Regions from separate parts of the Homo sapiens genome. Here region 1 is linked to region 2. Evidence: chromatin loops called from intact Hi-C (ENCODE). Cell type or tissue: heart right ventricle. All regions are shown on one strand. Each heading gives the region's core, and the rest is flanking DNA. Links, peaks and the distances in the headings are about the cores only.

Region 1 (16,014 bases), core at 3,438-11,437, 65 kb before region 2:
AACTAAGACAGCCAAGGTAGACTCTACTGGGAAGTTGCTGAAGCTTGAGCTTTTGGGCCTCTCCCTTGCCAGGCCCTTCCAAAGTGTTATATCTCATTCCACACTCATAATTTGGTACTCTTTTGTCTAAAGAGGGCCCCTAAAACTGGATCAACTCCTGTGCAGGAGAAAAGAGAGAGACTTGGGTTTGCTCAAGTCTCTTCCCCACCTAGCTGTGAGCTATGTAAGGGCAGACACTGGGCCTGACTTCTTCTGGGCTGTATCCCTGGTGGGGTGCAGCCACACAGCAGGTGCTCAGAATGTGCTGAATGATGAATGGGCAAGGCCCTGGGAAACCGTCCTTTGGAAGGAAGGTGGGCCTCAGACACATGTTAGCATGAATCACACATGTATTTTGGAGGAGGCAGCAGTGGGCAGGTGCATTTGGTACAAGCAGAGCCCCATGATACTCACCTGGGAGAGGCATCCCATTGGCCATGAGGGTCAATTGGTCGGCGATGGCTTTGGTTCGGGAGTAGTGGTCTACGTGCTGCCAGAGGCCAGGAAAAACAGAACCACCAGAGAGGGTCAGCAATGCTGCTGGCAATGCCTGCCCAGCCCCAGGGCTGCACCTTCCCTGGGGACTCCCACTGGGATATGGCCAGGCCCTGAGCCCCATGGCCTTTCCTCTCCCCCTGGGTGGGAGAACAGTGCATCTCCTTCCAGAGCCACAGGAGCAGAGGAGCACTGGGTTCGGAGCAGTAACAATGACCAGGGGCAGCCGACTCAGGGAGGCTCCTGCCAGCCCCAGACACCTGTCCTTGCAAGGCTGATGCTGGACACATGCTGGATGAATTACCTACACATGGCTCTTTTGTGTTCACATGGCATTTTCACATCGGTTATCTTATTTCCTGCTCTGCACAACCCCATGGTGATAGTGTTACCATACTGGGTTGAAGAAACAGAGGCTTGTCCGGGTGCAGTGGCTCATGCCTGTAATTCCAGCACTTTGACAGCCGCAGGAGGGAGGATTGATTGAGCCCAGGAGTTCGAGACCAGCCTGGGCAACTCAATGAAACCTGTATCCACTAAAAATACAAAAATTAGCTGGGCGTGGTGGCGCACGACTGTAGTCCCAGCTACTGGGGAGGCTGAGGCAGGAGAATCACTTGAACCCGGGAGGCAGAGGTTGCAGTGAGCTGAGATCATGACACTGCACTCCAGTCTGAGTGACAGAGCAAAGCAAGACCTTGTCTCAAAACAAAACAAAACAAACAAACAACACGCCTGTAATCCCAGCACTTTGGGAGGCTGAGGCTGGCAGATCACGAGGTCAAGAGATGGAGACCATCCTGGCCAACATGGTAAACCCTGTCTCTACTAAAAATACAAAAATTGGCTGGTTGTGGTGGCATGCACCTATAATCCCAGCTACTTGGGAGGCTGAGGCAGGAGAATCTATTGAACCCAGGAGGCAGAGGTTGCAGTGAGCCAAAATCACGCCACTGCACTCCAGCCTGGGGACAGGGTGAGACTCTGTCTCAAAAAAACAAAAGAAAAGAAAAGAAAAAAAAACAGGCTCAAAGGGCTTAAGTGATTTGCTCAGGGTCAGGGTCACATGGGTAGAATGCGGCCAGGTTGAGGCTAAGGCCAGACCTGTCTGATTTCAATGCCCCTGCAGGTGTGACCAACTGAAACAGGAGAGTGCTGACGCCACCCAGTTTTGGGAGCCCCTTCCTGCTAGGACGTATCCTGAGTTGTGAAACCAACCCTGCTTCCACCCATCCCTCCCCTCTGAGCTGTGGGTCCCGGGCCCGCGGGTCCTGCCCACCTCTCCCGGAAGACAGGTACCTCGTCCAATGGGAAATATGGCACAGAGTCCTCATCGCCCTGCTCTATGGGCTTCCCTCCAAATGCAACATTGACAGTGCTGGTATAGATGAGCCTTGGAACCCGCCGGCGAACACAGACTGCAGCAGCAGGTGCACATAGCAACAAATAAACACACACACACATGCAAAGACACAGACACACACGGGACACAAGTGAGCATAGAGTCGGCTGAGGAGGTGTCATGCAGATCTCTACCAAGTTTTCAACACACAACTTGGACCCCCAGGACCCTCCCAGAATCTACAGCTGTTCAGGAGGGAAGAGTCTCCTGCCCTTAACTTAGGGTGCAGGTCAAGTTCCTGCTCTGTGGGCCCCTGGGAGCCAGGTCTGCTCCTTATTCTTTCTCATTGTGGCTTGGACCCCTGGGCTACCTTGCCAGAGACAGGTCAGAAGAAGGTCTCACTGGATGGAGACTTAGAAAAAGACACTCTAGAATCAAAGACATACGGGATAAGGCAGGACATGCCCAGGCAGCCCACACATGGGTCTGCGATTTTGGTGCTTTAGTAACTTTTTATTTATCTGTTTGTTTATTTATTTATTTATTTATTTATTGAGACGGAGTTTCACTCTTGTTGCCCAGGCTGGAGTGCAATGGCGCGATCTCGGCTCACCACAACTTCCCCCTCCCAGGTTCAAGCGATTCTCCTGCCTCAGCCTCCCGAGTAGCTGGGATTACAGGCATGCGCCACCACGCCCCGCTAATTTTGTAGTTTTAGTAGAGATGGGATCTCTTCGTGTTGGTCAGTCTAGCCCCGAACTCCCGACCTCAGGTGATCCACCTGCCTCGGCCTCCCAAAGTGCTGGGATTACAGGCGTGAGCCACCTCGCCCAGACTTATTTATTTATTTTTAAATTTTATTTATTTATTTATTTTGAGATGGAGTTTTGCTCTTGTTACCCAGGCTGTAGAGCAGTGGCACGATCTCGGCTCACTGCAACCTCTGCCTCTCAGATTCAAGCGATTCTCCTGCCTCAGCCTCCTAGGTAGGTGGGACTGCAGGCACCCGCCACCACGCCTGGCTAATTTTTTGTATTTTTAGTAGAGGTGGGGTTTCACCATTTTGGCCAGGCTGGTCTCGAACTCTTGACCTCAGGTGATCCACCCCTGTTGGTCTCCCAAAGTGCTGGGATTACAGGCATGAGCCACCACGCCCAGCCAGCTTCGGCAACTTTTCTTTTTCCAGTCCCTAAGCCCTGAGAGGTAACTCTGGTCCCCATGTTCCCAGACATGCTAAGGCCACACTGACACACCCATGCAGGGCCCTGGGGAGGTCTGCAGTGCACGAAGGATGCGCTGCCCACAGGCCCTCCCTTTGACCCTACACCCTGGGAGCCAGGCCTGCAGCAGGAGAAGGGAGAGAGGGGGAGAGGCACAGCAGGTCATACCCGGCTCTGAGCACCTACCATCAATCACTAGTTTGGTGCCTCCAACATTTATAGACTCAATCTGCTCTTTCTGCAGCTAAAAGACAAGACAGGTGAGAAAGTCATGGTGCTACCCATGCCTTCTTGCTGAGGCTGGAAGGCTGAGCTTGGGGTCAGGTGGGACAGGGCAGCAGGATGTTCAGTTCAGAGGCAGGGATCCCGAAGGCCCACCTGGAGTGTGGGTGCCTGGCTCTGCCACCATCTTCCTGGGTGGCCAGAGGAGGTTCTGCCCACACATCTGTCCCTCAGCAACCTCATTTGTAAAGTGAGGGCCAACCTCCTCCCCTGGGTGGTGGGCGGGACTCAATAAGACACTTGAGAGGACCTGGTACAGTGCCTGGCACAGAAGATGGGCTCAGAACCTGTTGGGTCATTTTCCTACTCTCAAAGCCTCAGTTTCCCTATCTGTAAGGTGAACATGGTAATATGGGCTGGGCCCTCACGAGGGAGCTGGGATGTGAAAAACAAAAATTAGGCCGCTGTGAGGGCTCCTGTGGGCCAGGAACAGGGCAAGAACTTCCTGATCCATGATCTCATTTAATTCTCATCACACCAGGAGATGAGCTCCATGCTTATTTTTAAGCTATATTTATTATTATTATTTTTTTGAGACCGAGTTTAGCTCTTGTTGTCCAAGGTGGAGTGTAGTGGTACAATCTTGGCTCACTGCAACCTCTGCCTCCCGGGTTTGAATGATTCTCCTGCCTCAGCCTCCCAAGTAGCTGGGATTACAGGCATGCACCACCATGCCTGGCTAATGTTTTTGTATTTAGTAGAGATGGGGTTTCATCATGTTGGTCAGGATGGTCTCAAACTCCTGACCTCAGGTGATCCACCTGCCTTGGCCTCTCCAAATGTTGGGGGTACAGGCATGAGCCACTGCTTCCAGCCTATATTTATTCTTTTAAAAATTTTTGGCCAGGTGTGGTATCTCATGCCTGTAATCCCAGCACTTTGGGAGGCCGAGGTGGGCGGATCACTTCAGGTCAGGAGTTTGAGACCAGCTTGAGCAACATGGCAAAACCCCATCTCTACTAAAAATACAAAAATTAGCCAGGTGTGGTGGCGTGCAACTGTAATCTTAGCTACTCAGGAGTCTGAGGCAGAAGAATCGCTTGAGCCTGGGAGGTGGAGGCTGCAGTGAGCTGAGATCATATCACTGCACACCAGCCTTGGTGACTGAGCGAAACTCCGTCTCAAAAATAAATAAATAAATAAAAATAATAAAATTTACTTTTATTATTTTTAAATAGAGATAGGGGTCTCACTATGTTGCCCAGGCTGGTCTCGAACTCCTGGGCTCAAGCAATCCTCCCACCTTGGCCTCCCAAAGTGCTGGGATTACAGGTGTGAGCCACCACACCTGGCTCTATATTTATTCTTGTTGTGGCTGTTTTTGTTTCATAGGCAACACGATCAAGGTTAAAAAGAATTCAAACAGTAAAATGGGTGTATAGTGAAAAAGAAGGTTCCCTCCTACTCCTGATTCCAAATCTTCCTTTTCCCTCCCCAGAGGCAGCCACTGTTAAATTTCCGGTGTTTCTCGAGATAATCTATTCTTATTAATATCAGCATATAAGCATGTGTGACTATAGAAATAAATAGTTTCTTTAGCTTTTTTTGGAAACAAACAGGAGAATGCCAAACACTGCTTTGCACCTTGGAAACTATTTTTTTAATCTGCACACTTTGAGTTACCTCTTTCTTTTGAATGGCTGCATAGAATTTGACTGTAAAACACAATTTATTTAAATAGTCCTCAACTGATAGGTTATTTCTGGTGTTTTGTTATTAAAAACAATGCTGCAAATACACAAATGAGTGTAATTTCTGAGGCAACGGGTATACATATGTTTTGGTGGATACTATTACATTGCTCTCTGAAGAGGTTGTGATATTACCAATAGTAATATCCTCACTTTCCAGATGATGAAAGAGGATCAAAGAGGTTAAATAAACTTGCCCTAGATAACACAGTTATAAAATGGCAGAAATGGGGCCGGGTGCGGTGGCTCCTGCCTGTAATCCCAGCACTTTGGGAGGCCAAGGCGGGCAGATCACCTGAGGTCAGGAGCTTGAGACCAGCCTGGCCAACATGGTGAAACCCTGTTTCTACTAAAAATACAAAAATTAGCTGGGCGTGTTGGTGGCACCTGTAATCCCAGCTACTCAGGAGGCTGAGGCAGAAGAACCACTTGAACCTGGGAGATGGAAGTTGCAGTGAGCTGAGATTGTGCCACTGCACTCCAGCCTGGGTGACAGAGTGAGACTCAGTCTCAAAAAAAAAAAAAAAAAAAAAAAAAAAAAAAAAAAAAATGGCAGAACTGGTATTTGGTGTCATGGATGCAGGATGCAGGGTGGGAGTAGCCCAAGTCCCTCCTATAATAGGTGAAGCATGATAGGGAATGCATGGGTGTGAGGGCAGAGCCAGGACTGGAACCCCACTCTGTCTAACTCCAGGTGTTGTGTGTGAGGAGCCCACCTTCTCAGCCCCGGACATTCCATAGGAAGCCACGTGGAAGACACAGTCCACCCCTTCGAAGGCACGGTACAGGGCTTCTTCATCTCGGACATCAGCCTGCACCAGAGGAAGAAGAGATGAGGGCAGGGGGTTCAAGTCCAAGGCAAGAGATAACACCTCTGCACCTTGCCTGGTCTCAGAACTGGCCCCCTGACCCAGCCCAGGCCAAGCCTCTGTAGCATCAGGAAAGGCTGGTGGGGCAGGATTCACTAAATGATTCTACAGGGCACCGTGAGCAACATCCCGTGCTCATTCATCACGCTCTGTAGGTGACAGGGGCTGTGCTAGGTTTATGTGCACTGTCTCATCAACTCCCAATGAGACCCTGTGAAGTAGGTGTTGGTTACTATTGTCCCCTTTCTGTGACCATAGCTACCCAGCTGGTAGCACCAGAGCCAGAGCTATAGCTCAAACAGTCTGGCTTCAAACAGTGTGCCCCTAAACTCCACACCACAGGTTTCACATCAAACACTGTCCCCTGACCATCACCACTGCCCCAGTCTATTAAGACCCTTGTTCCTTGTACCTGGATGAACTTGGTTTCCGGGGACAGTTCCCACTGGGGTCTGCGGCGGTCAAGCAGAATGACGGAAGTGCCGCTCTTGGCTAGGTGGGATCCCAGGCTGAAGCCCAGGTAGCCTCCTCCTCCAGTCACTAGAACCTTCTGCCTGGCAGCCTTTGTAGGTTTGGCTTGAGTCTTCTGCTGCGGCGCTGGTGTTGGGGTTGTTGTTGACTCACTGGGTCTGGGCCCAGTCCCAGACCCCTGTCTGAGCCCAGGCCCTAGCTCTGGCTCAGGTGTAGACCCAGCTCCTGCCCCAGGTACTGATCCAGCTCCCGGCCCAGGTACCGATCCAGCTCCCGGCCCAGGTACCGATCCAGCTCCCGGCCCAGGTACAGACCCAGCTCCTGGCCCAGCTCCTACACCAGGTCCCAACCCACCTCCTAGACCAGGTCCCGACCCAGCTCCTGGTCCAGGTACAGACCCAGCTCCTGGCCCAGGTACGGACCCAGCTCCTGGCCCAGGTACGGACCCAGCTCCTGGCCCAGGTACGGACCTAGCTCCTAGACCAGGTACGGACCCAGCTCCTGGCCCAGGTACAGACCCAGCTCCTGGCCCAGGCCCTAGACCTGGTCCAGTCCCTGAAATAGCACCAGGCCTCGGAACAGTACCAGAACCCGCCTGAGGTCCTGGAATAGCTTTGGGCCCCAGTCCAGGCCCTGGAATGGCACCAGGCTTTGGTGCAGGCCTTGACTCAGACCCTGAGCCAGACCTTGGACCTGAGACCTCTCCACAGGCCTGGCAGACAGGGCAGCTCTTCTCACCCTGGCCTGCAGCTTTGCAGGCCTCTAGGGAGGAGCGTGGGGGGTTGGACTTCATCCTCTACTGAGCCATGCAGACCCAGAAACCGACCACCTGTGGGAAAAAAAATAGAAGAAAGAATGCTCTAGAATCGTTTCAAGTCACATAAATTATTAGACCTCTAGGACTGAGGGGAACTCCAGGTGGAAATTAGAAATTCTCTGAGTTCCCAGGGAACCTGCCCCTTTCAGAATCTCAAGAATCTCCAGTGTGGGCCCGGCGTGGTGGTTCACGTCTGTAATCCCAGCAGTTTGGGAGGCTGAGGTGGGCGGATCACTTGAGGCCAGGAGTTGGAGATCAGCATGGCCAACATGGTGAAATCCTGTCTCTACTGAAAATACAAAAATTAGCCGGGTGTAGTGGGGCACACCTGTAATCCCAGCTACTCAGGAGACTGAAGCACAAGAATTGCTTGAACCTGGAAGGCGGAGGTTGCAGTGAGCTGAGATGGTGCCACTGCACCCCAGTCTGGGCAATAGAATGAGACTCAGTCTCAAAAACAAACAAACAAACAAACAAACAAAAAACTCCAGTGTGGCTGCTGTCCTCTGCACAGAGTCAGAGACAAGGCAGCCAAGACTTGGATTTTAGAGCTAAGAAAATTGAGGCCCAAAGTCACGCTGTGTAACTGAGGTTGACATTAAGCATTCCTGACTTATCTACCAGTTCCTTAAAATTCCAGTTTCCATGGAGTACCAAAGGAAGACAGGGCAAATCATCCAGCGGGAACCTCACCAGACTGGGAGGTGGCTGCTTTCTGACTGGGGAGATTGGGAGAGCCTTCTGGAAGAGGAGGAAGAGAAAGAGGAGGAGGAGGAGAATCCACATGGATCCAAAAGGACTCTGCACCCTGGAAACTTGCACATGACTCCAAGTGCTGTGCCTGTCTCCACCCTGATGCCTGACGCCTCTGGTCCTCCAAGGTCCGACAGTAGTGTGGGTGGCTGGTACCACACGTTCTGCCCAATCCCTCTGCAGGCTTTAGGGTCTGGTCTATGGGCCTAGGGGGACAGCACTGAGGATCCTGTTCTTTGCAGCCTCAGACTACTTTCTTTTCTCTGTCGCCCAGGCTGGAGTGCAGTGGCACAATCATAGCTCACTGCAGCTTCAAACTTCTGTGCTCAAGCGATCCTTCCATCTTAGCCCCACAAGCAGCTGGGAATACAGGTGCATGCTACCATGCCTGGTGAATTTTTGCATTTTTAGTAGAGATGGGGTTTCACCATGTTGGCCAGGCTGGTCTTGAACTCCTGACCTCAAGTGATCCTCCCACCTCAGCCTCCCAAAGTGCTGGGATTACAGGTGTGAGCCACCGCATCCAGCTCCCTAGATCTTTTTTTAATTTTTGAGACAGAGTCTCACTCTGTTGCCCAGGCTAGTAGTGAACTCCTGGAACTCAAGCAATTCTCCTGCCTTGGCCTCCCAAAGTGTTGAGATTACAGGCGTTAGCCACTGTGCCCAGCCCTCAGTCTAGACTCAGGGCAAGCCAGGCTGTCAGTCACTGTCACCATCGTCCATCCCCCCACCCCCCTCCCGACCTCCCTCTCCACCTGAGGATGAGGCTGGATGACCAGGGCTAGGTGATCATTAACCGTAACAACAGCAACCATGTGCTAGGGACCTCTGTGCGCCAGGCCCTACATATACAGATAGGTGCATCTCTGCCCTGCATGGCATATACTGGCTGCATGAAAGAACGGGTATTTGTTGAGTGACTGGACTGATGAGCCCCATGTTTTTTTGCTGGTGGTGGTCACAGGGCAGGGACTCTGGCAGCTAGAGGGGCTGTATTTTTAATTTCCTCTGTTACTGCCCTGCTCACCAAATGTCTGGGTGAGGAATACAGTCCTGCCCCGTATAAGCACGAACACTCATGGCTTTATTTATTTATTTAGAGAAGGAGTCTCACTCTGTTGCTCAGGCTGGAGTGCAGTGGTGTGATCTTGGCTCACTGCAACCTCCGCCTGCCTTGTTCAAGCAATTCTCCTCCCTCAGCCTCCCGAGTAGCTGGGACTACAGGCACGCGCCACCACACCTGGTTAATTTTTGTATTTTTAGTAGAGACGGGGGTTTCACCATTTTGGCCAGGCTGGTCTCAAACTCCTGGTCTCAAGTGATCTGCCACCCTCAGCCTCCCAAAGTGCTGGGATTACAGGCGTGAGCCACTGCGCCCAGCCCACTCATGGATTTAATGAGAGAGACTGCAAACCATCATGAGCAGGGGCCTAAATCCCCGAGAGGGAGAGGAGAGGATGCAGCCCCACAGCGAGCCCTCCTCCTGTACTCAGGCCCAGAGGACTCTGTTCTGGGGAAGGGTCTATGGGACCAGAGCTGACTTTCTACCCTAAGAGGATGCCTTTTGTGGCAAAGGCTGGACTCAGCCTTGGATACTCACTTATTGGGGTGTGCCCTTGGGTAAGGGCCTTAAAACCTCACTGTACCTTAGTACCCACAACCGCGAATGGACCCAAATATTTCTGGCTGCTCTGGCTCCTCACAGGGTGGTCATGAGAAAACAGACGCCAGAATGCCTTGCGAGGCTAGATTGCAAAGCTCCAGGAGGATTTCATTCCCTGGAGTGTCCCAGCACCTAGAACAGTGCCTGGCGCAAAGCAGGCGGCCAGCAAATGCTGCTGGGTGAACAAAATCTCTGGGGCGTGTTCGGGATCTGGCTGTGCTATGGTCGCGCGCCAGACCCACCCTGGACATGGCTTCACTCATTCTTTTGGAAGTTCAGTGAAGTACAGGCTATGGTTCCCATTACCCAGAGGTGGAAACTGAGGCCCAGAGAACATGAGGAAACTTTGATGGAGTCACAGACAGTGTCTCCGCCGGAATCCAGGTCGATGGGGACCCCAAAAGCGGGTTTGGTGGAAGGAACTGGCAAAAGGGTGGGGAGCATCAGGGACTGACCCTGAGAGCGCTGGGCTCGCGGGCAGCTCCAGGGTGGGGGTCCCCTCCCCTCTTGGCTCCCTCACCCTCCCTGTCCCTCCAGCACCTGCGTCCCTCCCTGGCCCGCGTCCGGGCTTCGCTCACCTGGCCCGGGCTCCCGCGGCGCTGCGTGCTCCCCGCGCTGCGCCAGTCTCCGCGCCGCCAGGGCCACCGGGCCACCTCCTTCTCCCGAGGAGGGCAGAAAGGGGCGGGGCGGGGCGGGACGAGGCATCCGGACCGCCCCCCGCCCGCTCTTCTGCCCGCCCACTCCCGGCGCGGGAGCACCTGCATTCTCTCAGGTGGAGACCCGCGGGCTCTCATAGAGGGGAAACTGAAGCCAGTAGGGCTGGGATGGGCGAAATGGTCCACGCTTCTTGTGGGAAAAGACGCAAAGGCCCTGCGTGCCGGGCTCTGTCCTGCAGGCCAAGTCGTCCTAGAACCCCAAGAAAAAGGGTTTCATCTATATGTAGGAGCAGAATTGCTGGGTCATATGATTACTCTGTGTTTAGAGAAGAACCGCCAAACTGTTTTCTAAAGTAGCTGTACCATTTTACAATCCTACCAGCAGTGTATAGGGTTCCAATACTTCCGCATCCTTACCAACACTTATTATTATATCTATGTTTAAAATTTTAACTATTCTACTGGGTGTGAAGTGGTGTCTCATTGTGGTTTCATTTGAATTTCCTGATAGCTAATGCTGCTGAACATGTTTTCATGTGCTCATTGGCACATTAATGTGTTTTCTTTGGAGAAGTGTCTGTTCAAATCCTTTGCTCATTTTCAGTTGAGTTATTTGTTGACTTTTAAGAGTTCTTTGTATATTCTGGATACAAATCCTTCATCAGATAAATGATTTGCAAATATTTAAACAAAAACAAAAAACCAAAAAAGTTCTTCCATCATCCATCCTTCCACCTATCCATCCATCCTTCCATCCATCCATCCTTCCACCTATCCATCCAACCTTCCATCCATCCATCCTTCCACCTATCCATCCAACCTTCCATCCATCCAGCCTTCCACCTATCCATCCAGCCTTCCACCTATCCATCTAACCTTCCATCATCCATCCTTCCACTTATCCATCCAATCTTCTCCCTGACCATCCTTCTGCTTATCCATCCAACCTTCCATCCATCTGTACTTCTACCTGTCCATCCAGCTTTCCATCCATCTTTATTTCAACCTGTCCTTTCCATCCATCTGTATTTCAACCTATCCATACAACCTGTCATCCATCCATTCTTAAACCTGTCCATCCAACCTTCCATCATCTATCCTTCCACCTATCCATCCAAATTTCCATCCATCCAACCTTCCACCCATCTAATTCATTACATATATCTTTCTTTCCTTGCTTCTACCCATCTATCTACTCTCCCTGTCTTGCAATCTTCCACTTATCTCTGTTGATTTATGCATCAATCACATCATTCTATTTTGATGGGTGCTTCTTCAGTGCTGGATCATATCATCCTTTGAAAACTCATGTTCAGCTGGGTGTGGTGGCTCATGCCTGTAATCCCAGCACTTTGGGAGGCTGGGGTGGGCAGATCACTTGAGCCTAGGCATTTAAGACCAGCCTGGACAACATAGTGAGAGCCCATCTCTACAAAAAATTACAAAAAAAAATTAGCCGGGCATGGTGGCATGTGCCTGTAGTCCCAGCTACTTGGGAGGCTGAGGCAGGAGGATCACCTGAGCCTGGGAGGTGGAGGCTATGGTGGGCTGTGATTGTGCCACTGCAGTCTCATGCTGGAGAGCTCAGGCAATGGAGTGAGATCCTGTCTCAGTAAAAGAAAACTCATGTTCAAGTGGCAGTATTGGAGGGTCAGGCATGTGCCCAAGAGCTCACAACTGCTGTAATGGAGCCACAGGGGCTGAGAGCAGGAAGGGCTGGTCACTTTGCTCTGAAAAGGGCAACTGAAAAAGCCTCCACCCATACAACACCCTCTGTGGGCATAGGTGTGGGGAAGAGAAAAACAAAATCTTAGTCTGCATGTTCTATGAGCCAGATGGTAAGAGATCTTGTTTAATCCTCACAACTCTGTTTTAGCTCAATTTTAGAGACAGGGAAACAGGTTCAGAAAAGGGGCTCCAAATGTGGTGGGGAAAAGCCATAGGGTCAGTCCTGGATTTAAATCTTGGCTTTGCCACTTTCTTGCTGTGTGTCTTTGAGCAGCTACGAGGCTCAGTTTCCTCATCTGTAAACTGCAAATGATGTGCACTTTATAGTTGTCATGCTGTGAGGTTTATGGCTAACATGCTCTATGCAAAATGTTGAGCATGGTGCTGGCTCAATCAGTGTGCAAACAATGGTAGCTGTTCTCCTCATTACATGGGAGGTTGGGATTTGAACCTAGGTCCTGTCCTTCCCCACTTCATAAGCCATGTGTTTGGTTCAACCTTCCATTCACAAAGGCCAGCCTATTCTTCTCCCACCAACAGGGCCAGAGAACTCATATTCCCCAGTACCAGCTGCTGATATTGTCTTGCAAAGAGAAGCATAACTTACATCTGTGACGGGTTGAATTGTGTTCTTCACAAAATTCATATGTGGAAGTCCCAATCCCATGTACTTAACCCTAACTCTCCAAATAAAGTCACTGCAGATGTAATGAGTTAAGGTCATAGTGGAGTAGGGTGGGCCCCTACTCCAGTATGATTGGTGTTCTTATAAAGAGGGGAAATTTGAACAGAGACATGCACATAGGCAGAGCTTCATGTGAAGGCTGTAGTTATGCTGCCCAAAGCCAAGGAACTACCAGAATGGAGGAGAGAAGTCTGGAACGGATCCTTCCCAGTGTCTTCAGAGGGAGCATGGCCCTGAGGGCATCTTAATCTTGAATTTCCAGCTTCCAGAACAATAAGAGAATACATTTCTGTTGTTTCATCCACTCAATTTGTGGTACTTTGTTATGACAGCTCTAGCAAATGAATACAACCACCACAGGCCCTTTTCTCTGTATTTACAGACGTGACCCAAAATGGCAGCTGTGCAAGATGGACCAGACTGAGATTTACCATGGCAGGGGTTGTGGTCACCACTGCCTTCCTGGGCCCAGCACAGAGCCTGGCCAAAGCAGGGTCTCATCAAGCCTTAGCAAGTGAGTTTCGTTTTTTTTGAGACAGAGTCTCTGTTGCCAGGCTGGAGTGCAGTGGCACGATCTCAGCTCACTGCAACCTCCACCTCCCGGGTTCAAGCGATTCTCCTGCCTCAGCCTCCGAGTAGCTGGGACTACAGGCGTCCACCACCATGCCTGGCTAATTTTTGTATTTTTGGTAGAGACAGGGTTTCTCCATGTTGGCCAGGCTGGTCTCGAACTCCTGGCCTTGAGCCATCTGCCTGCCTTGGTCTCCCTAAGTGCTGGGATTACAGGCGTGAACCACCGCACCTGGCCACAACTGAGTGTTTTTAAACAACTTGATGAATTTTTACTTATGTATAGCTCAATGTAACTCCTACCTTTATCAATATATAGAATATTTTCATCACACCAGATGTCCCCTTTGTGTCCCCCATCCCACAGGGTAACTAGTATTTTGACTTCAATCACCAATAAGGAGTTTGGCTGGTTCTTGAACTTCATATAAATGACTTTATACAGTATGTACTCCTTTGTGTCTGGTTTCTTTTGCCCAATATTATGAGACTGATGCATCTTGTTGAATATAGCTGTATAGATCATTCTTTTTTGGGGGTGCAGGCAGGGTCTCACTCTATTGCCAAGGCTGGAGTATAGTGGCATGATCAAGGCTCACTGCAGCCTCAACCTCTCCTGGGCTCAGGTGATCCTTGCACCTCAGCCTCCTGAGTAGCTGGCACTACAGGCATATGCCTCCAAGCCTGGCTAATTTTTGTATTTTTTTGTAAAGATGGGTTCTCACCATGTTACCTAGGCTAGTCTCAAACTCCTGGGCTCAAGCCATCTACCTGCCTTGGTCTCCCAAAGTGCTGGGATTTCAGGTGTGAGCCACCACATGAGCCGTTCATTCTTTTTAAATTGATGCATAATATTTCACTGTAAAATGTATCAGATTTTATTTGCACATTCTGCCACTGATGGACATTGGGTAGTTTCCAATTTTGAGCTCTAATGAATAAGGCTGCTGGAAAAATTCTTATATGTCTTTTGTCTAACATATGCACTCATTACCCTTGGAGTGGAATTACTAGATCATAGAGTAGGCATATGTTTTACTTTAGTAGAAATTGCCAAATAGTCTTCCAAAGTTATTGAGTCAAATTATACGTCCCTACCCCAACCCCTACCCTAATTGGAATATGAGTGTTCCAACTGTTCCACATCTTGATATTGTAGTTCTTTTTTTGTTCTGTTTTTAGAGACAGGGTCTCATTCTGTTGCCCAGGCTGGAGTGCAATGGCCCAGTCTCAGCTCATTGCAATCTCCACCTCCTGGGTTCAAGCGATTCTCATGCCTCAGCCTCCTGAGTAGCTGGAATTACAGGTGTGCACCACCATGCCCAGCTAATTTTTGTTGTTTTTAGTAGAGACGGGGTTTCACTATGTTGGCCATGCTGGTCTCAAACTTCTGACTTCATGTGATCCGCCCACCTTGGCCTCCCAAAGTGCTGGGATTACAGGTGTGAGCCACCATGCCTGGCCATCTTGTCTTTTTGTTTGTTTGTTTTTAAGAGACAGGGTCTTACTCTGTTGCCCACGCTGGAGTGCAATGGCACAATCATAGCTAACTGTAGTCTCAAACTCCTGGGCTCAACTGATCCTCATGCCTCAGCCTCCTGAGCAGCTAAAACTACATGCATTGGGCCACCATGCCTGGCTAATTTCTTTTAAATTTTTGGAGACATGGGGTCTTGCTATGTTGCCCAGGCTGGTGTTGAACCCCTGGCATCAAGCAATCCTCCCATCTCAGCCTCGCAAAGTGTTGGGATTAGAGGCATGAGCCACTGTGCCCAACCCCAGTCTTTTTTATTTTAGCCATTCTAGTGGGAGTGTAGTGGCATCTCACTGTGGTTTTAATTTACACTTCCCTGGCAGGTAAGGCTGTTGAGCACCTTTTCATGTACCTATTGTCCATTTTAAAAATTGGATGGGCTGGACGCGGTGACTCATGCCTGTAATCCCAGCACTTTGGGAGTCTCAGTCGGGCCGGATCACCTGAGGTCAGGCGTTTGAGACCAGCCTGGCCAACATGGTGAAACCCCGTCTCCACTAAAAATAAAAATAAAAAAAATTAGCTGGGCGTGGTGGCAGGCACCTGTAATCCCAGCTACCCTACTCGGGAGGCTGAGGCAGGAGAATCGCTTGAACCTGGGAGGCGGAGGTTGCAGTGAGCTGAGATCGTGCCACTGCACTCCAGCCTGGGCAAAAAGAGTGAGACTGTGCCTAAAAAAAAAAAAAAAATTGAGATGGGCCAGGCACAGTGGCTCACGCCTATAATCCCAGCACTTTGAGAGGCCAAGGCGGGCAGATCCCCTGAGATCAGGAGTTCAAGACCAGCCTGGCCAACATAATGAAACCCTGTCTCTACTAAAACAAAAATTAGCCAGACGTGGTGGCAGGCCCCTGTAGTCCCAGCTGCTCAGGAGGCTGAGGCAGGAGAATTGCTTGAACCCAGGAGGCGGAGGTTGCAGTGAGCCGAGATTGCACCACTGCACTCCAGCCTGGGCAACAGAGCGAGACTCTGTTTCCAAAAAAAACAAAAAAATGGATGTTTATCTTTTTCTTATTGAAATTCTTTATTATGGTATGAGTCTTTTAATAAAGTTTTATGTCACTAAAAATTTATGCACACACACACACGCCAATGATCACTTCAAACAGTTAAAGTCATGTTGATCCTATTAGTAGAATAAAATTAATTGTTTTTAATTTTAGAAAATGAACCCAGATGAGCAGCCTTCACTTCAGTTT
Region 2 (16,014 bases), core at 4,992-12,991:
TCATAAGTGGAAAAATCCTAAGTTGAACCATTCTAAGTCAAGGACTGTCTGTATTACTTGTCAATGCTGTTTGACTCTGCACATAAATGTTCATCTTGTTATAGCTGCATTGTGGATTGGAACTTTCATTCACATGAAATTGATAGTTCTCTAGGGGCAGTAGGTTCCATTCGGTGTTTTTCCTTAAATCCTACTTTACTGGATATCTAATTTTCCTGTTGAATTCACTCTTCTGCTCTCAGAGAGTATTTTACATCTCCTCTCACACCTCCAGCACTCCCTTTCTGTACTCTCCCAGCAAGTGATTTTGCCTCCAATTTTGCTGAGAAAACAAAAACAAATTGGAGAGAATTAAAAAAAATCTTTCCATGCAGAGTCTACTGACCTACCAGCCCATAGCCCTACATACTTCACCTTTTTCCAGTTAAAATGCATCTAAGGCCAACCAGCAATGGTCTAGGCTAACATTTGACTTGCATTACTGGATCTTCTCTTGCTAAATAGGAACTCTGCTTCTGTAATCATCCCTTCTCCTGGATCATCCATTCCTATTGATTGTACAATTTCCATCACCATACAAACAGGTTATAATATTGCCCATCTTAAAAAAGATATAGATCTCTCAGTATGCTACCTCTTCCTCCTGCTGTTTAATTTTTCTGCTCTCCATCTTAGCCACACATCCTTACCTCCCGGGGACCCATTCAAGTTAGGTTCTCACCTTCCTATTCCTCTGAAACCACACATGTCAAGGTGATCAATGACCTTTGTCTTGCCAAGCCCAAGGGTTAAATCCAAATTCTTGACTTTCCCGAACTCTGAGTAGCATATAGCACAGTTTGACTGTGTCAAGAATTTAACAAATTAAAACACTTAGTACACATGTCTTCCAGGACACTATATTCTCCCACTTTCCCCTCTCTTCACTGGCCATATTTTCTTAATTTCCTTTCCTAGAGAGCCCCTCCTCCTTGTTCCAAAGTCACAATACTGGCGTGCCCTAGGAACTTGCTTCTGAAGGTGTGGGTCATGGGCTGACAGCATCACCATCCCCCAGCTTGTTAGAAATGCAGAGTCTCAGGTCCCACTCCAGGCTTACCTAATTAGAGTCTTTATTTTAACAAGAGCTTCCATGTGCACAGTGGCACAATCATAGCTCACTGCAGCCTGGAACTCCTGGGCTCAAGTGATCCTCCTGCCTCAATCTCCTAAGTAGCTGGGACTATAGGTGTGTGCCACCACACCTGGCTATTTTTTTTTAAAATTTTTTGTAGAGATAGGGTCTTACTGCATTGCCCAGGCTGGTCTTGAACTCCTGGCCTCAAGAGATCCTTCAGCCTCAGCCTCCCAAAGTGCTGAGATTGCAGCCATGAGCCATCGTGCCTGGCCACTCTCTTCTTTATCTACCCCAGGGTTTGCCAACTTTGGCACTATTGACATTTGGCACTATTGGCATTTGGCACTATTGACATTTGGGCTGGATAATTATCTGTTGTAGGGAGCTGTCCTGTGCATTTCAGGATGGTGAGCAGCATCCCTGGCTGCTGATAAACTAGATGTAGGTAACAACCCCTCTCCTTCAGCAATGACAACCTAAAATGTCTCCAGACATTGCTAAATGTTCCCGTGGGGCAAAATCACCCCTGGTGGAGAACCACTGTTCTTTGATCACTCTCTAAGTGATCTGAGTGTCATGACTTTGAATACCATCTGAATGCTAAATGATTATCTGAGGTCCATCTTCAAACAGATTTCTCTTGGAACTTCAGACCTGTGCACCCAACATCCTGCTCCGCTTCTCTGTCTGGATGTCTGCTAAGTCCCTCAGGCCTCACATGTCCAAAACAAGACCTCTCAGTTTTCTTCAAGACTGTTTCTCCCTCAGCCTTCCCCATCTTAGTAAATGCCATTCAACACTGGCCCAGGCACTCTGGCCCCAGACCTATCCAATCCATCAGCAAGTTCTGCTGGTCCTACCTTCCAGCCATGCATTGAATCTACCATATCTCATTCTGTCGACCCTAGAGCTTGAGTCCAAGCCTCCATCGTTCTCGCCCAGAGCGGTTGTCCTGTTTCCACTTTTACCCCCTGTGCAGTCAAGTTATGCAGCAGCCAGCGTGATTCTTTTGAAACTTGTTGGATCAGGTCACTCCCCTGCTTTATTAAAGCCCTCAGCTTTGGAATCAGGCCCTCCCGGACTTCAACCTGCTCATCTAAGCTCATCTCCTTTCTCCACATAGCTCACTCTGTGCTTGCTGCACTGGCCCATGTGCTGCTTCTGGAACATACCAAGCTCGTTCCTGCCTCAAGACTTTTGGACTTGCTGTCTCCTCTGCTTGGAACATTCTCCCCAAGATATTGGTAGGGCTTACCCCCACACTTTCTTTAGGTGCCTGTTCAAATGCCTCCTCTTCAGAGTGAGTATCTTCAACCATTCCATTTATTTATTTTTTATTTTATTTTTGAGAGGGAGTCTCACTCTGTCTCCCAGACTGGAGTGCAGTGGCACGATCTCGGCTCACTGCAACCTCTGCCTCCTGGGTTCAAGCAATTCTTCTGCTTCAGCCTCTCTAGTAGCTGGGATTACAGGCGCCCATCACCACGCCTGGCTAATTTTTGTGTTTTTAGTAGAGACGGGGTTTCAGCATTTTGGCCAGGCTGGTCTCAAACTACTGACCTCAAGTGATCCATCTGCCTCGGCCTCCCAAAGTGCTGGGATTACAGGTGTGCACCACCACGCCCGGCCTCAACCATTCCATTTAAATAGTCCTGTTCCACCCTCTGTTCCCTTACTCAGCTTTGTTTCTTTTTACAGCACGTAAGCTCCATGAAGGCAGGACCTTAGTATTGGTCATGTTTTTTCCCCCGACAGCGAACCATTCCTTCAGCAAGTACTGGTCATGTTGGTAGTCTCAATCCTAGAACAGTGCCTGATATACAATAATCACTCAATACATGTTTGTTGAATTCATGACCCAAATATTCTAGGGTATTGCCAATCTGGAGGCAAGAAGTTGAAATCTAGAGCCAGTTCTATTTTTTTAAATTAAAAACAAGCTGCCATGAGGGCTTTACAGCTTTTGGAATTGAAAACATTCATTCCCTAAACCTAGCCATTGAAGTTCTAGACATTTATTCCATAGAAATAACTGGACAAGTACATAAGAGGCAATTGGAGCCTGGTAATACCAGATATTCTCATTTTTCAAGAGAAGTCTGATAGCAGACATAAAAGTGAAATACCAGGATTTAAAAAATCTTGGCAACTAATTTGAAAAATAGTTAAAATTAGGGAGCCTAAACAGAATGGCTGTGGGCCAGATTTGGCCTGCATGCCACTAGTTTATAACTTCTCCTTTTATCCTCTGCAGACACAGATCCAGAGAAGCGAGGCCACTTTCTAGGGCCTTAGTGACAGAGCAGAACAGGAACAGGGACCAGCGATTATCTGGCCATCACCTCAGGCTGCCTGCCTCAACACCCAGGGACCTGGTAAGCTGATTTACAGGTGATCGTTTCCCTGGGCTCTTCCATGGTTTCTCTGTAGCTCCGTCAGAAAGGGGTGGCAGGATGAAGGGGCTATCAATCCCCGCCCACTTTGACAAAGGTGCGAGGATGGGGTAGTGGAGGTCGGGGGGTGAGAGCAGCATGCCCTACGTGGATGCCTATGGAGTATGGGAGGATTTCATTCCCGTGGGGTCTCTCTGCCTGTTACCATGGGCAACCAGAGGGGTCCAGCTATAGCTGCAGACAAGCATCTGTTGACTCAACTCGTCCAAGCAAGTGAAGGAGGTTCTGGATCTGAGGTGAAGACCACAGCCTGGAATTGGCGGGACAGGCAGGCTTAGCACTATGTTGTTACCCACTAGTCTTGGGTAGAGGTGGGGATTGGGAGTAGGGAGCATGACTTTTAGCATCTGCATCTGGGTAGAGGTGGGGACTGGGAGTAGGGAGCATGACTTTTAGCATCTGCTTTTCCCAGGGTTTAAGGCAAGAGCTGAAGATTGTGCCTAAGGTGGAAGCAAACGGGAAGCCAGAAAAGTGCCAGTTGATGGCAATTAAGCTAAAACAAACAAGAAAGCAAATCAAAGTGTTCATTTGCCCATGGTCACTCTTCTACCCTTGGGTTCTGAGAAAAACATTTAATTAAAAAAAATTTTTTTTTTTTAAAAGACAAGTCTTGCTCTGTTGCCCAGGCTGGAGTGCAGTGGCAAAATCATAGCTCACTGCAGCCTTGAGGCTCCTGGGCTCAAGAAATCCTTCTGCCTCAGCCTCTCAAGTAGCTGGGACTACAGGTGTGCACCACTATGCCTAGCCCTTAATCAAACTTTTGTGGGTTTTCTTTTCGTTTGTTTGTTTTGAGAGGGAGTCTCACTGTGTCTCCCAGGCTAGAGTGCAATGGCGTGATCTCGGCTCACTGCAAACTCCACCTCCTGAGTTCAAGCGATTTTCCTGCCTCAGCCTCCTGCATAGCTGGGATTGCAGGCTTGCACGACCACGCCCAGGTAATTTTTTGTATTTTTAGTAGAGATGAGGTTTCACCATGTTGGCCAGGCTGCTCTTGAACTCCCAACCTCAGGTGATCCACCTACCTAGGCCTCTCAATGTGCTGGGATTACAGGCCTGAGCCACCATGCCCAGCCCTTAATCAAACTTTTAAGAAAAGTGATATCCAGATGATCAGCCTTAGTCTTCTAAATCTCATTGCGGGTCTAAAGTCAAATGCCCAGTGCACATCTGCATTCTCACCTGCCCAGCACCCATTCCCCCTTCTGGTAACAGTGCTCTGGCCTTCCACATGCAACCATCTGTCTCTCTTTTTCAGTCCATGAGGGCTGGGGGGCTAATCCAGTCTCTTTCCCCTTCCCCCCTGTCTTTTATTTTATTTTATTTTTGCCCCAGAAGTCAGCACTAGTTCCAGGCCTAGTCAAATAGTGATAGTATATTTCATCTCCTTGGCTATGATGATTGGTGTAAATTGGTCAATGAGAGTCAGTCCCAGGATTTGGAAGTTGTGCAGGGAACAGGAAGTGAAGTTCCTTTTTACTGGAGCTGCTGATCACCACCTTCCTATGCCTGAAGAGAGATGTCCTGAGAATAAAACCAACTCAGGAAAGCAGAGCCCACAGGCATAGAGGTGACATCATCTGAGCACCTGGATCCAGCTGTGGCTGGGGTTTTCATTTACTTAGGTTAGTAAATGCCTTTTTTTAGCTTAAGCAATTTATATTGGAGGTCTACATTTGCAACTGAAAGGGTTCTAACAAATACAAATGGAATGAGTGAAAGGGGGCAAAGAATGAAATCTATGCCCGTTACCTTCTTGCTGTTTTCTGTGAGCCACTGAATTCTCTCTTGATAGACTTCAATAGTGCTGTCAAGACATCAGAAAGACTCATCACCCAAGGCCAGCGTCATCACTGAGCAACAGCCACTTACATACACAAAAGGCAGGTATGAATAATTGTTTTTTTTTTTAATGTGCATAGGTTCTTGGAAGAAGGTGGTGAACCTTTTAGGTGCACTGTAGTGCACGCCTGTAGTCGTGGCTACTCAGGAGCCTGACGTGGGAGGATCACTTGAGGCCAGGAGTTCAAGACCAGCTTAAGCAACCTAGTGAAACCCTGTCTCTACAAAAAATAAAAAAATTTGCTGGGTATGGTGGTGCATGCCTGTAGTCCCAGCTACTCAGGAGGCTGAGGTGGGAGGATCACTTGAGCCCAGGAGTTCAAGGCTGCATGGAGTTATGATTGTTCCACTGCACTCAAGCCTGGGCACAATCGAGGAAAGACAAAACTGAAGATACTTGTTTGCCAGGGCACTAGGTATAAGGAGATTGTGAAAGGGATCGAGTGTATAGGTGCTGCTCTATTGGTGACACAGTGCACAGGATAAATGACAACGGTTTGGTGGATCAAGGGGTGGAATCAGGCCCTCCCAGACTTCAACCTGCTCATGTAACCTCGTCTCCTTTCTCCACATAGCTCACTCACTCTGTGCTCACTCTGCCCGGTGAGGGCAGGTCTGTGGAGGGTGGGGGAGGGTGTTCTTACGAGAAAGTTGGAAGACCACCCTTGCACTTGCTCAAATCTGTGTCTTCTCAGAAGGAATTGTTCCTAGTCTCCTGGAAACTGATCATAAAGGCACAACAGAGGCAGTTAAGCAATCGTTTCTACTGGATTGATTAACAAAAAACCTAGTTTCTGAAAAGTAGCTGGGGGACCTTCTTGAACTTGCCTTATTGCATGCCTGGCTTGCAATGACTGGTTGAAGACTAGCATATATCATATGCACAAGGTAAGGACTAGGTCACTTTAATTTAATTGACTTGTTCTTACTGGGGGCAGGTGAGATTTGGGGGCCTAGAGAGGGACAAAAAAGGTCTTTGGAAATGAGATCATGGGGCAGTGGGTGGTAGATAGAGTCATAAGGGATACATGAGTTATGAATAGAGCTAAGAAGATGAGCTTTATTTTTATCTTCTTCTTCTTTTTATTTGAGACAGGGTCTCACTCTGTTGCCCAGGCTGGAGTGCAGTGGTACGATCATGGCTCACTGCAGCTTCAACCTCCCTTGGCTCAGGTGATCCTCTCACCTCAGCCTTTAAGTAGCTGGAACTATAGATGCACACCACCACACCTGGCTAATTTTTATATTTTTTGTAGAGTTGGGGTTTCATCATTTTTCCCAGGCTGGTCTTGAACTCCTGAACTCAAGCGATCCTCCTGCCTTGACCTCCCAAAGTGATTACAGGTGTGAGCCACTTGTGCCCAGCTGAAGATGAGCTTTATAATAAAATATGTTTGTGTTTGAGATACAGCTCTGCCATCTACTAGCTGTGTGACCTTGGACAGGTGTGGTAACCTTTCTGAGCCCCAGTTTCACCATCTCCAACATGAAGGTAACAACAGGATTCTATCCAAGTCAATTTGCTAAAAGTCAATTTACTGAAAGCCAGTCCTCTGAAAATCAATTTGCCAAATGACCAGTTAGCTAAATAGACTTGAACATTCCTTAAAATACTGGATTCACAATTAAAACTGATAAACCAAGACATTGCAGAATTCTTTAAAACCTGTTTAAGCTTCCAACCTAATAAAAGTTACTATAAATTCTACAGTTAAATGGTTTTGAGAAATTTGAGCAACTGGTCATTCCATGAATGGCCATTCAGCAATTGACTTTTGGTTAACTGGCTTGAGAGTGATGGTTTTATAAGGGGAAACCCCTTTCTCTTGATTCTCATTCTCTCTTTCCTGGCTGCCTTGTAAGATGTCCCTTTGCTCTTCCTTCATCTTCTGCCATGAATGTGAGGCCTCCCCAGCCATGTGGAACTGTGAGTCCATTAAACCTCTTTCTTCTGTAAATTGCCCAGTCTCGGGTATGTCTTTATCAGCAGCATGAAAATGGACTAATACACATGTGCTATCAAAATCTGGTTTAGGAGTGGGGATGCATGCATGTTTTTGGCATATATTTGCAAAGTTATGAACGCAATCAATTTGACATTGAAAGTCATTACTCTTAACCATTAAACACCAGATGAAGCTGTGTCATCCAAGGGACTATGGATTTCATTTTATATTTTTTTAGAGATAGGGTCTTATTTTGTTGCCCAGGCTAGAGTGCAGTGGTGTGATCATAGCTCACTGCAGCCTCGAACTTCTGGGCTCAAGTGATCCTCCCACCTTGGTCTCTCAAAGCGCTAGGATTATAGGCATGGACCACCATGCCTGGCCCTAGACTATGGATTTGAAAAGGCTGAGAGACACTGATCTGGTCCAACCTTTCTATTTGAGAAAAGGGGAAATTGGGGCTAGAAGTGGGAAGAGACATGCTCATCTCCCTGAGTGGTAGTTTTTCCTTTTTTTTTTTTTTTTTTTTGAGACAGGGTCCCACTCTATTGCCCAAGGTCCCACAGAGATTGCTGTTTGAACAAAGTTACTTCCAGGCTACTGAAATGACATAATTCTTTCTTTTTCTTTTTCCTTTCTTTTTTTTTTTTTTGAGACAGAGTTATGCTCTTGTTGCCCAGGCTGGAGTGCAATGGTGTGTTCTTAGCTCACTGGAACCTCCACCTCCCGAGTTCAAGCGATTCTCCTGCCTCAGACTACAGGGTAGCTGGGATACAGGCATGCACCACCAGGACTGGCTAATTTTTTAAAAAAATATTTTTAGTAGAGACAGGATTTCACCATGTTGGCCAGCCTGGTTTCAAACTCTTGACCTCAAGTGATCCACCTGCCTCGGCCTCCCAAAGTACTGGGATTACAGGTATAAGCCACCATGCCCGGACTGAAATGACATAATTCTTGAGTTCTGTGGTGTTGGGAGGACAGTGAGAAACATACTTACTCAGAAAGCTTTGACTCAAAATGGCGGATGATCTGGGTGGAGAAACATATTTTCTGCACGACATTGGTGCCCTCCTCCCTGAAGAAGCAAAGCCTTATGAGGGGATCTCTCGGGCCCAGGGGGTTGCATGTGTCACTGCAGCTGTGGGGGGTGCGGGGAACAGCTTCAGACTTACAGCACTTCTGTGCCCTGGCTTATCAGGTCAGCCAAGGTGAGTTTCTGACATTTTAAACTGTGAGCCGAAAGCCAGTCTTCAGAGTCCTCCCAATCTGAAGACTGGGTCTCACTCCCCTGCAGCCTCTGCAAGACAAAAGCCAGAGTCAAACCGTGAAGTGGAAAGAGAGGGAAGGAAGAGGTTCCCTTCACACAGATACCCAACGGGCGCCAACTCAGACTGACCCTATCTTTTTTTTTTTTTGAGACGGAGTTTCGCTCTTGTCACCAAGGCTAGAGTGCAGTGGAATGATCTTGGCTCACTGCAACCTCTGCCTCCCAGGTTCAAGTGATTCTCCTGCCTCTGCCTCCCGAGTAGCTGGGATTACAGGCATGCACCACCACGCTTGGCTAATTTTTGTATTTTTAGTAGAGACAGGGTTTTGGCATTTTGGCCAGGCTGGTCTCAAACTCCTGACCTCAAGTGATCCACCAGCCTTGGCCTCCCAAAGTGCTGGGATTACAGGCATGGGCTGCTGTACCCAGCCCCCTGGTTTGTCCGTGTTAGAGACAGGGCCTCACTCTGTCACCCAGGCTGGAGTGCAGCGGTGTGATCATAGCTCACTGCAGCTTCGAAGTTCTGGGCTCAAGCGACCTTGACTTAAGTTCTGTGCCTGAGGCCTGCTGGGCTGTCTGTCTCAAAGGGAAATTAGCAAGTGTTGAAGAAGTGTGAAAAACACTCTCATAATTACTGCAAATACTTAGATAGCACTTATTACATGTTAAGCACTTTCCGTACGTTAACTCATTTAATTTTACAAAGTGGGTTCCATTATGATAACCCCATCTTGCTGACCAGGGAACTGAGGTACAGATAATTTAGGTAATCAGTCCAAGGTCATCCAGCTAGAAAGTGGCAGATGTGGAATTCAAACCCAGGCTGTAAAGCTCAAGTCATGCTTCTAACCATGGCACTATGTTGTCCCTCTAAACTAGCACCAAACTGTGACCACCTCCATGAAGGAGTGAGAGGACTGACGGGCAAGATTACTTTCTCATTATGTGATTCTGTGCTAACAAATGTCCTGCCCTTGAAAGGCACCTAAAATCATAGGTCCCTGTCGCATATCTAGGGAAATACAGCTCTCTATCACATGGACACTAGATGTCACTCTTCTCACCTTTCAGACTCAACCCTCCCCCTGGTTGGAAACACCGAGCATGGTACTTTTTTTTTTTTCTTTTGAGACAGGGTCTCATTTTATTGCCCATGCTGGAGTGCAGTGCCACAATCTCAGCTTACTGCAGCCTCAGCTTCCCAGGCTCAAGTGATCCTCCTTCCTAGACCTCCCAATTAGCTGGGACTATAGGCACGTGCCACCACACCTCACTAATTTGTGTATTTTTTTTTTTTTTTTTTTTTTTTTTTGTGGAAACAGGGTTTCACCATGTTGCCCAGGCTGGCCTCAAACTTCGGGACTCAAGCGATCCTCTCATCTAGGCCTCCCAAAGTGCTGAGATTACAGATGTGAACGACCGTGCCTGGTGAGCATGGTGGACTTAATAATTCACCTTTCTTCCATCTGTGTTGCTTTTCAAATGATGTCATGTTTTAGGACACAGATTTTGTATTATTCATACTTGAAGATACACTATTAAACACATTATGGATTTTGACTTTAGGCCATGCTAATTATGTAACTCTACTAGTTCATTTGCATAGAGAATGGTAAGATCTTCGTGTTGGAGCAATCCTTTCCCTCTTTCCTTCAGGTTCATCTGCAAGGCAAAGGAGGCCCCAGCTGTGGCTGATAAATATAAGAATGATCCTGTCTACACCTGGGAAGTCATGCATTTTCATATAAAATTAGAGGAAAGATGCATGTCATCAACATCTGAACCCATTACAAGACTTCTTCAGAATCTCAAAACTCTATCAACCTTTCCTCGTCTCCTTTAATTAAGCTTGCTTTCCTGTAAGTGCCAGAACCTAAGTAAATCATGAGTATTTTTCTGATTGTTTAATTGCCAGCATTATACCTGTATTGTTTTTGACTATCATTTCAAAGGTATCATATTTAAACTCTAGTGTGGGTTAGGTACATGGTTGTGCACTAGCCTTGCTTGAACATGGCAACCACTGATTGCCACTGTGTCCCTGGTAGAATGAATTCTGAGTTCTAGACAATCCACTCACCCTCTTGGGAAGGCACATTGAAGGTCAGCCTAAAATCGTAGTCTGGTCAGAGGTTTATTCTCCTATCATACCCCATTTGTCCAACAGCACTTCCTGAAATGGATTTCTGAATCTCGATTTCAGGGAATCTCAAAAGCAAAGCAAATCTCAGGAAGGGGAATTTTAGAATCAAATGCTTAAGACTTCAGGCCTTGATAACATGATCAGAGTCTTCACATGCTCCTGAATATTTAGTGACATGGCCAAATAGGCTAAACAATTTCTATATAAACAGTATAGAGATTCTTCAGTCATTTCTGAAGGCAGAGGATTAGAGATAAATGCTTAATTACTCCTTTTTCAGTCCTAGAATCCTATGAGAAGGAAGAAATCCCCAGAATTTAACACACTGTGCATTCTCTGAATGATTTGTAGTATCACGACCCAGTTAAAGTGCCATGGTCTTTACCAGTAAGTCCTGTGTCTGGTTAACATGTGTAACCAATAATCCATTGTCCGAATTTTGCCCAAGTCCATTCATATTCTTCTGCTTTAGTGGCTTCTTTGAATCTCTGCCAGTGTTTCTCCTAATGCTACAAAACATAAAGTAATTTGATCAATGCCCCAGCACTGGGCATAGGTTTGATACCCCCAGTGCCTCCTCTCTTTGCCCTAGTCCCTACAAGGATTCTAGAAACATTTTTCTGTGCAGTAACTGAGAAGGATTCCTGCAGAGTCCTGATAAAATGTGGACTCCAGTTCCATGAGATATTTTATTATTTAGATAACTAAAGCCCTCAGGTGGCTATAAGAAGATTCAATGACCATTTACCCAGTCTCACCCTCAGCTCCCATGAGCAAAATGCTGTTGCTGTTTTCGTTTGCAAAATCAGAGAACTAGCCCAGGCACGGTGGCTCACGCTTGTAATCCCAGCACTTTGGGAGGCCGAGACGGGCGGATCATGAGGTCAGGGGATCGAGACCATCCTGGTTAACACGGTGAAACCCTGTCTCTACTAAAAATACACAAAATCAGCTGGGTATGATGGTGGGCACCTGTAGTCCCAGCTACTCGGGAGGCTGAGGCAGGGGAATGGCATGAACCCGGAGGGCAGAGCTTGCAGTGAGCCTAGATTGTGCCACTGCACTCCAGCCTGGGAGACAGTGCGAGAATCTGCCTCAAAAAAAAAAAAAAAAAAAATCAGAGAACTATGCTTACCAATGGTTTTCCAGAAACATATTTTCTTGACCATGGAAGACATGACTAGTTTGTGTAGCCATTGCAAAACACCCAATGCTTATTTTCCTAAAGAAGAAAAGAATACCAGAAAACAGGATAAATGTGGCATACAGACAATAGTTTTGGGGGGTATCTATATTCAGCACAATGCTTCTTTTTCTACATGTTTAATTTTTTTTTGAGATAGGGTCTCACTTAGTTGCCCAGGCTGGAGTACAGTGGCCCAATCATGGCTCACTGTAGCCTTGACCTCCCAGGCTCAAGCAATCCTCCCACCTCAATCTCCCAAGTAGCTGGGACTACAGGCACAAGCCACTATGCCCAGCTAATCTTTCTGTTTACTGTAGAGACGGGGTCTCACTATGTTGCTTTGGATGGTCTCGAACTCTAGGGCTCAAGTGATCCTCCCACCTAGGCTGGGATTAGAGATGTGAGTCACCACGCCCGGCCATTTTTAAAATTTTATTGACAAGGTCTTGCTCTGTCACCAAAGCTGAAGTAATGTGGTGCTAACATAACTTATGGCAGCCTCGAACTCCTGGCCTCAAGAGATCCTCCTCAGCCTCCCTAAGTCATGGGATTATAAGAGTGAGCCACTGTGCTCAGCCAACTCTTCTTTAATTAATTCATTCAGTAAATACTTATTGAACACCTGCCAGGTATCAGGCATTGTGCTTGGTGCTGAGGATACAATGGTGAACAAGATAAAGCTTTCTCAACTTCAACACTTTGACTCTTGGACCGGATCATTCTTTGCTGTGGGGGCCGTCCTATGCATTGCAGGATGTTTAGCAGCATCCTGGCCTCTACCTATTAGATATCAGTAGCATCCCTCCTCACTTTTTCCCAATGTGACAACCAGAAATGTCTCTAGACATTGCTTAATGTCTCATGGACAGCAGAATTGTCCCTAGTTGTAAACCACTAAGATAGACTTTGTCCTTGTCCTCCCAGCGCTTATATTCTAGAGGGGGAGACTGATATTAAAAAACTAAATAAAATAATTACAAATTGTGGAAAGTGTGGAAAGAACTAAAAGGATAATAGAAAGTAATCAAGGGGCCAGGCATGGTAGCTCACACCTATAATCCCAGCACTTTGGGAGGCAGGCTGAGGCAGGAGGTCACTTGAGGCCAGGAGTTCAAGACCAGCCTTGGCAAACCAGCGAGACCCCATCTCTATAAACATAATAAAGATAAATTAGCCAGGTGTGGTGGTATGTGCCTGTAGTCCCATCTACTTGGGAGGCTGAGGCAGGAGGATCGCTTGAGCCCAGGAGTTCAAGGCTGCAGTGAGCTATGATCATGCCACTGCACTCAATCCTGGGCAATAGAGGGAGATTCTGTTTCTAAAAAATAAACAAAAATCCACACCCAAATCCAATGTTACACCCCCTTTTCTCCCTCCTGCTTAAAACTGATCAAAGCCTTCTCTATTTCTAGGATGAAGACTGAGATCCTTCAGATGGCATCTGAGGACTCTCAAGGTCTGGCTGCTCCCACCTACCCCTCTAGATTTCCCACTTCACCACTGCTCTCCTCTGTGTTCCACAAGGGCCTCCCTTTCCAGTTTCTGGAATTCTCTATAGTTCCTTTAACCACAGGGACTTTTCATGTGCTGCTGTCTTTGCTCTGGAACGTTCTTCTTCTCCCCTACCCTAATCATCTTGACATTTCAGCTTGAATATCACTTCCTTCAGGAAATCTCCAGCATCCCATTATATTTCAGTTTCCTTTGTTTTATACAGACTTTCATAGAACCATGCTCTTTTAGGGCAGGTATCTTAATTTGGAACGATACATTCATTAGAGGGATTTTTTAAAATTTGTGTGTCTGTCCCCTTACACTGTAAGTTATGTAAGAGCAGGGACTGGCAGACACTCGATAAATATTTTGAGAAGGGAAGGTGAAGGGGCAGGAGGTTGAAAGACTCCCTTGGTTTTTTTTTTTTTTTTTTGAGACGGAGTCTTGCTCTTGTCACCCAGGCTGGAGTGCAGTGGCATGATCTTGGCTCACTGCAATCTCCACCTCCCAGGTTCAAGTGATTCTCCTGCCTTAGCCTCCCACATAGCTGGGATTAAGAGGCGCCCACCACCATGCCCAGCTAATTTTTGTATTTTTTGTAGAGACGGGGTTTCACCATGTTGGCCAGGCCGGTCTCAAACTCTTGACCTCAGGTGATCCACTTGCCTTGGCCTCCCAAAGTGCTGGGATTACAGGTGTTGAGCCACCACGCCCAACCTGCCTTGGTTCTTGAATTTCTAATTATATATCCCAGGCACGTGTGAGACCTTTCTGTTCTTGGGTTCCATGAGATACCCTGTTTCTTAGAATTCTCTACCTTTTTTTTTTGCTTCAGCTAGCTCCTTTAGCTTTCTGTTATTTGCAACCAAAAAAATACCAGCTAAGACACAGCAAGTGAGAGACTCTGAATAAAGTTGCAACTTAGAGTGTGTGTTCTTGTGAAATCATTAAATTAAACAGCCTAATAATGGTTTGGCAACTTGCTTTTCTCTTTCAAGTCTTTAATCTTTTATTCAGAGGATGCTTTGTTTTCTGGGAAGCACCAGGATAATGTGGCAATGCTTTAAAAAAAAAAAAAAAACTGGCTTTACTTCAGCAAGCTTTCCTGGGAGACTCTAATGGCAGAGACTGTTGAAATAGAAATGCCTCATGAACACTGGCCGCCCCATAGTGTCTCACTTCCCTCTTTCCAGCCAGTGATTAACAGCTCTTAATGAATTCAGAGGACTGCATGGCTAGATTCTGGGGTGACTGGTGCAGGCTGATGGAGAAGGGGTTGAACTGCATAAAATAAACAAAACAAAATAGTGCTCCAGAAAAAGCACGGGGCCGGGTGCAATGGCTCATGCCTGCAATCCCAGCACATTGGGAGGCTGAGGCAGGGAGATTGCTTGAGCCAGGAGTTTGAGAGTAGCCTAGCCAACATAACGAGACCCCGTCTCTATATAAAAAAAAAAAAAATACAAAAATTAGCTGGGCATGGCAGTGCGCACCTGTAGTCCCAGCTACTAGGGAGGATGGGGTGGGCAGGTCACTTGAGCCCAGGAGTTTGAGGCTGCGGTGAGCTGTGATCGCATCGCTGCACTCCAGCCTGGGTGTTGGAGTGAGACTCTGTCTCAAACAAACGAACAAACAAAAAAGTGCTGAACCTTTGGTTTCTTCATCTTTAGAATGGAATGGGGATAACAGTAACTGACCTGCCTACTTCAATGCTGTTATCAAGAGGATCAAATGAAATTGAGAAAGTAGAACTGCTTTGTGAAATATGAAGTACTATACAAATGTAGAATACCATAAAATATGGGCTGCATCTTCAAGCACTTCAGCATATGACACAAAAACAATCATGTGTTTCATGAACATTTATAGAGCACTCACTGCGTGCCAGAGAGAACGGGTGCTGGGGAGATAGACATGAACAGGACGCAGCCCTTTCCCTCAGGCCTTTGCTCAAATGAAATCTTATTAGAGAGGTCTTCTGTGAGTACCTTAACTCAAACAGCACCTCCTCCACCTGGCTTTGTCTTTCCCCACAGCATGTTTCACTATATATATTCACTTATTTACTTAACAGTAAATACATTCTATATATTTGCTTATCTACTTGTTTTAAATTTTCTATATATTTAGTTATTTACTGTCTGAACCCCCGCGCACCCCTCCTACATAAACATACTAGAAGTAGATCCATTTGGGCCGGGACTTAGTAATGTTCACAGCTAGGACATTTTTGCATAAAATAGAGTTTAGAACACAGTAGCTGCTCAAAAAACATTTGTTGAATAAATGCACTCAGAGCAGGTCCAGAGTTTAGGCAAAGGTGAGCTGAATTACCCTGGGAGGTGATTGCAGGAGAGGAAAAGAACAACCAGGCCATGGCAGATGGCATTTTGGTCCAAGGGAGAGAGGGAACCTTGATTATTGGGTGAAAATAATAATAATAATAATAGGAGTCTTTCCTGAATCCCATTTGCTGTCCCCAGGGAGGAAACCACTCCTCCTGTGGAAGTCCTCCTGTCGCTGCCCCTTCACTTGGTCATATGGAGTTGTCATGGCCTGTCTCCTA

What was found. A loop is a pair of places that touch in the nucleus more often than their neighbours do. Peaks named below come from ENCODE experiments on the same cell type or tissue, not always from the same donor. Only the 100,000 strongest peaks of a DNase experiment are listed, where the experiment ranks them.
Region 1: a loop joins it to region 2, with 9 times the contacts of the local background. A loop is called at or near these places in 13 of 110 quality-filtered maps.

Annotation. Positions count from the first base shown.
Region 1 is chr16:22,156,771-22,172,784 of GRCh38, reverse strand. SDR42E2 (short chain dehydrogenase/reductase family 42E, member 2) reads right to left here and starts at 10,279. Exons shown (of 13, transcript NM_001394319.2): 1 at 10,221-10,279; 2 at 7,148-7,238; 3 at 6,351-6,535; 4 at 5,786-5,881; 5 at 3,283-3,340; 6 at 1,834-1,952; 7 at 454-529. The coding sequence starts at 7,202. VWA3A (von Willebrand factor A domain containing 3A) reads right to left here. Exons shown (of 34, transcript NM_173615.5): 34 at 15,821-16,014. In heart right ventricle, for the core only: no CTCF peak of the experiment used is centred there; no DNase peak of the experiment used is centred there; H3K4me3 peaks cover 622 bases; H3K27me3 peaks cover 2,316 bases.
Region 2 is chr16:22,092,835-22,108,848 of GRCh38, reverse strand. VWA3A (von Willebrand factor A domain containing 3A) reads right to left here. Exons shown (of 34, transcript NM_173615.5): 2 at 11,904-11,990; 3 at 11,154-11,277; 4 at 8,531-8,655; 5 at 8,356-8,433; 6 at 5,320-5,374. Among named protein-coding and RNA genes, the nearest start is that of VWA3A, 8.3 kb to the right of the region's middle. In heart right ventricle, for the core only: a CTCF peak has its summit at 9,669 (motif pointing right); no DNase peak of the experiment used is centred there; H3K27me3 peaks cover 686 bases.